Linked DNA regions of Mus musculus: region 1 is linked to region 2. Evidence: chromatin contacts called from ENCODE POLR2A ChIA-PET data. All regions are on one chromosome and are shown on one strand. The core of a region is the stretch at or near the end of the contact, and the rest is flanking DNA. Distances in the headings are between cores, read along the strand shown. Region 1 holds the start of Ddb1 (damage specific DNA binding protein 1). Region 2 holds the start of Ccdc86 (coiled-coil domain containing 86).

What was found. ChIA-PET counts read pairs that join two places held with the same protein, here RNA polymerase II (POLR2A).
Region 1: POLR2A ChIA-PET joins it to region 2 with 10 read pairs in embryonic stem cell. The contact joins the promoter of Ddb1 here to the promoter of Ccdc86 in region 2. POLR2A ChIA-PET finds 5 or more read pairs at or near these places in 2 of 5 experiments (Patski and embryonic stem cell).

Annotation. Positions count from the first base shown.
Region 1 is chr19:10,604,228-10,607,033 of GRCm38, forward strand. It overlaps Ddb1 (damage specific DNA binding protein 1), which reads left to right and starts at 1,370. Exons shown (of 27, transcript NM_015735.2): 1 at 1,370-1,539; 2 at 2,618-2,766. The coding sequence starts at 1,479. It overlaps Tkfc (triokinase, FMN cyclase), which reads right to left and starts at 31. Exons shown (of 17, transcript NM_145496.1): 1 at 1-31.
Region 2 is chr19:10,947,885-10,950,584 of GRCm38, forward strand. It overlaps Ccdc86 (coiled-coil domain containing 86), which reads right to left and starts at 1,382. Exons shown (of 4, transcript NM_023731.3): 1 at 394-1,382. The coding sequence starts at 1,349.

The sequences.
Region 1 (2,806 bases), core at 120-2,619, 340 kb before region 2:
TGGACGGTCCTGACTGCTACCAGGTCTGAAGTAGAGACAGCAGCACCTGCAGGAGTGGAAAGGACTTGAGTTGCTGAAGGTATGGGCAGCCGATTGGCAATGTCATGCCTCCCGTGCCTGTGCCTTAAGAATTAGGGAGCTGCCTCAGACTTTGATCCAAGTCCAAACTCTAGTTCGTGGGCTAGGAATGGAGAGGAGCGTGGGGACTGACCAAAGTTCACACCCCCACTTAGCCAGAAGGCAGTGTTTGGAATCATGTCCAGCTTAAAGCTGGGAAGGAGAAAATGTACAAAGACCTTTACCTTTCTGGCTGGCCACACTAGTAGTGAGTCAGCTCTGTGATCCTATTTTACTTCTGGAACACAGACTGAAAGCTCTAGTGAGTTGTCTAAGATTGTGTTGCTGAGAGTTAGGACTTGAGCCCATGTCTAGTCTTGCTACAAAGCCTAATGTTTCCCCTTAGTCAACCAGTTTCCCAGAGTCAAGTCGAGTGCCAGCTGGGGAGGTACAAATCATCTTCAGTTCCACCTGGTTCAAACCTAGCTACACTGATCTCTGCCTCATTTGTAAAATAGGGAGTTAGCTCTCCTCCTCCGGCATTCTGGAGATGCTTCAGGACTAGGCTTCTGCTGCTCCTCCTTTGGGGTTGGGGACATGGAGGCTGTCTGATGAAGCCTGGGACCTGCATCTGCGGGGCTGATTGCACTAGTCACCTGGGTGTTTAGGCTCTTCCTGTGAAATTCCTGCGTTGTATTTGAGCTTAGAATTTGTATCGCAGTAGAGGCACTAATAGTGCTATCAAGTAATTTAGTGGAGAGTCCTTTCGTTTCTGGAGAAATTAAAAGAGGTGAGCAAACACACCCCCAGGTGATGTGTGAGGCTGGGATGATTGTTCTAAAGTCAGTTGAGGGCATTCGAGGGATCAGGAGGAGCTCGAAGAATTAAGCAAAGGAAAGCACGATTCTACTCTGGGATGTGCACAGATGGTCACCTCTTATCCCCAGTCTAGTCCTCCGCAGCCCTTCCTGTTTTAAAAGAGGGAAAACCCCGAGGACGCCTGGAGCTATGGAGGAAGGAAGGAGGCAGAATCTGAGGAAGGGGCGCGGATCTGGGCTGGGAAGCCAGCAGGCGGCCACTTAGGGCGTAGCAGACCAAAGAGGAGGCCAGTTCTGCCTGCGTACCGGTACTCTCGCTCTCATCCGGGTACTGCGACCTCTGGCGGTTAGGAGAAGGCGGGACCTCAGGGGGCGGGGCCTCGCTTGGTTGGCCGCCTCGGGCTCCGTAAGTCCTCCAAGAGGCCAGGTGAGGCCGTCCCGTGATCCTCTGCGCCTGGCCTCTCTGGCCTGCAACGTGTCTCAGGGGCGGAGGCAGCAGCCACGGAGTTGGCTGCGTGAGGGTGGGGGTTCTCAGTCTCTTCGCTCGCGCCCGTCTCTCTATCGTCGCTCTAGGCGCCCCACGGGCCAACCCAAGGCCTCAATATGTCGTACAACTACGTCGTAACGGCGCAGAAGCCTACTGCAGTGAACGGCTGTGTGACCGGTGAGATTGCCCCGGCCGGAGACCCGGGCAAGGGAGGGATCCCAGGCCTAGGGAGGCCAGCGGCCCCAGGGGCGGCGGGAGCAAAAACTTGGGCTCCGGGAATGGAAGGCGCTGGCAGTCGCGGAACGTCCCCCTTAGCTCGCGATCTCAAAGGAGCTGTTCCCACCACGCGCCTTTTGGGCAGCGGAAGCAGCTATTCTGGGTCCTTTTTTGCTCATAGGAGGTCACTTGTTATTGAGGATTGGTCCAGGCCTGATGGGACGGAGAGCGAAGTGTGAGTTGTGTGCGTGGTTGATTGAGTCTTCAAACTTGCCCCATGTGGTCAGGGGAAAGGGGAGATGATAATGGGGCAAGTTTTGAGTTCATAATTTTCCGGTGGATGTCCAGGAGGTTGAGGAATTTGAGCAATGTCTGCACCCCCCCCCCCCCGGCCCTCTCCAGACCCACCCTTTTGCCTGGGGCTGTTGTTTACTCCAGGGCGCTGCTGGAGAACAAGGTTTGGTTGGCCCGTCAGTGTGCGAGCTTTGCCTTGTTTGTGTGCGTGGCTCTTTATCGGCAGTTACATCCCAAACCAAAGAACATTCATCTTGAACTCATATTTTCAGCTACTTAAATTCGTGTATTTACGTAAATGCTAATCATTTCAGAACAAAAGTTTCTTGTTCAGAGAGAGCTACAGAGGGCTGGGTGGTGTTGGTAGATTGCTTGGGAGATAAAAGGACAACACTGAAGGCTCTGGGAAATTTTCTTCGCTTTATCTTTCTGGATGGGAACTCAAGGAAACACAGGCTTTCTCCATTAGCGTCAATTACAGTCTGCTGTTGTAATTTAGAAAGGAAAACCCAACAACCATCCGAAGAATTTTCGTGGTCATAGTTTGTTGAAGGCCAGGCTGTTGTTGCCCAGTCGACAGTACATTTTTAAAAGTCTGATTAAGACTATAGCTTTGTTGAGTGTGTGAAGCAAGACATTGAGGTGCTTCATTTGGTGAGGAGGCGAGGTCCTTAGGTAGATTTATTTAGAGGTACCTGAAAGGCCTATCCTCCAGCTTCCAAAGTTAGAGGCTCTCTTCTTTCAGGACACTTTACTTCAGCGGAAGATCTGAACCTGTTGATTGCTAAAAACACAAGATTAGAGATCTATGTGGTCACTGCGGAGGGTCTTCGGCCAGTCAAAGAGGTGGGAATGTACGGGAAGATTGCAGTCATGGAGCTCTTCAGGCCCAAGGTAAGGGACGGGCCCTGAAGGAACCCTTGGGTGCAGAGTT
Region 2 (2,700 bases), core at 132-2,631:
ATGTTCATATAATGGCCGCCTTTCTTGCTCTGCCTGCCACACGAGATGTGGCGGACAAGGTAAAGGTGGCACGTCTATAAACCCAGCACTAGGGAAGCAGAAGCAGGTGTATCTCTGAATTTCAGGACAGCCAGTGCTATACAGTGAGACCCTGCCTCATAATAAAAAAAGGATGGGAAGAAAGCTCAAAAGAACACCGTCTAGGGCAGACATTAAAGAAATGATCTTTGAGGATCTATCTCCCTCCCCGACCTTAGGGCATTTTGACATTATGATCGTGTTTGTTAATTTCATTCGGGTGAACTCTTTACAACCCTTGGATTGCATTCAGGCGAAGGCAAGGTCCAAATGTACTAAGAACCCAACACATCACCCATGCTACCCCCACTTTACCTCTTCTTGGAGCGGTCTTTCCACACACGCCCGGATTTGGGCTTCCCTTTCGGAATTACAGGAAGCTCCTCCTTCTCTTTCAATTTCTTGGACGCTGGGGCCTGGGGAGAGGCTATAACTCGCTTCTTTAGGTTGAGACTTTCTGTTACTGTCTCTCCCGCCGGAGGCAGCTTGCCTGGCTCCAACTGGCGCTCTGGGGAGCTAGGTGCCTGGACCGTCAGCTCCTGTGCTGGCTGAGAGGGCTCGGGACCCGGTGCTTGCTGGCCCGGGCAAGGCTCGGGGGATCCTGGGATCACCTCCTCTTTAGCGTGGGCCGCCTCAGAGTCCAGTTCTCCCTGTGGGGGAGGTAATTTGGATGGCTGCTCTCGTTGCGGGGATTCCGGGCTCGACTCTGTCTGTCCTGCAGGTGACTCCAGGCCCAGATCTTGATGAGGTTGAAGGGACCCGGGGTGAGGCTCTGGCTGCCTTTGTGGGGACCCATCGTCTGCATCCTGTCTAGGACCGGGTGATCCGGGGCTCGCCTCTGGCTGAGGTCCGGGAGACGGAAGGCTCAGTGGTGGACAGGGCGATCCGGGGCTCGTCTCTGGCTGAGGTCCGGGAGACGGAAGGCTCAGTGGTGGACAGGGCGATCCGGGGCTCGTCTCCGGCTGAGGTCCGGGAGACGGAAGGCTCAGTGGTGGACAGGGCGATCCGGGGCTCGTCTCCGGCTGAGGTCCGGGAGACGGAAGGCTCAGTGGTGGACAGGGCGATCCGGGGCTCGTCTCCGGCTGAGGTCCGGGAGACGGAAGGCTCAGTGGTGGAACTCTCGTAGACTTGAGCTCTCCTGTTTCTTCTGAGTTCGACTTGAAATCTACAAGAGCCCGTTTCGCCCGAGAGACTTCGGGGACAGGAAGGTTTTCTGGAGACAGAGGTTTTAGGCCTTCCAGCCGCCGGCTGCGCCTCAGCGGCGTATCCATGGCTCACGTGTAGCCTCTGTAGCCTTCGGAACTGTCGGCGCCTTCATATGACGTCAGACTCGTCCATTTCCGTACCGGGCAGGAAGCGCACTTGCGGTAGAGAGACCCGTGGGTAGGCGGAGCCGGGGATGAAGTCGGTCCCGGGAGGCTGGGCTTAGTAGACGCATGCGTGTTGTGCATGAGCTCAGTTACAGAGTTTAGTTGCTTGGTTTCTGCGATGCGTTTTTTGCAAACTGCGAGTTCTTGCAAGGGGATGGGGTGGGGGTATATTATACATACACACACACACACACACACACACACACACACACACACACACACACACATATAAAAATAATTTTTTTTTTCTTGAGAGAAGAGGTTGGAAAAAGGCGGAGGGAGTTTGTAGGCAGAGCCGAATCAGCGCGCTAACTTGTTCTGGAACTGCTGGGCCCGCAAACATCGCCTTTTCTTTTATCTTTTGTAGCACAGTAGCTTTGCGCTGTGTAACAAAGGGGAAGGTCCTGGTGGTCTTCCTGAGTGGGAAATCTTCAGTTTTTGAGTTGTCTCAAACGTTCCCATTCTTTTCACTTCCTCTTCTCTACTAGTGGGCCCAAGTATGCAATAGGTGGTTCTCATCTTTGAACAGTTTCAGTTAATCAGCAAAGTGTCAGGTCTGTGGCCCAGAAAACCTTGACTGCTTGTTGTCAATGTTGGGGGTTCACAACCTGTGCCCGAAGTCAGGTCTAGCTACCTTATCCTCAATAAGCCAATTGAAAGAGACACATTAAAAACTGGAAATCTTTAGAAAAAGGAGATTTATTCAATGTAGTCATACTAGAAAGAGGGGCAAAGAGATTCTGTGAATCACCCAAATTTGACCTCAGGGTTCTAAATTTAGATAAAAAATTTAGATAGAGGGCCAAGGATAAATACATCTGAGTAGTCCTTACCAAGGTATGACTCTGCCCACCATTGGCCCATTATTATCTGGGTTTTAGTCTCATCCTGTAAGGTGGTCTGACAAGCTTTTAGAACTCTGAAATCTTTTTCCAGGAGACAAGTTTCCCCTCTGGCTGGTACCTTTTTCTTCTCCCAGCATGAGAATTCTGGGGAAATTTTCATTTCTTTGGAGTCCTCTGTCTGATTGATTGGCTGATAGGCTAAGAGATGCAGTGTCGAAAGCCTTTAATCCCAGCACTTGGGAGGCAGAGGCAGGCAGATTTCTGAGATCGAGGCCAGCCTGGTCTACAGAGTGAGTTCCAGGACAGCCAGGGCTACACAGAGAAACCCTGTCTCGAAAAACAAAACAAAACAAAACAAAACAAAACAAAACAAAACAATTAAAACCTTCATCTCTGCCGGGATGGTT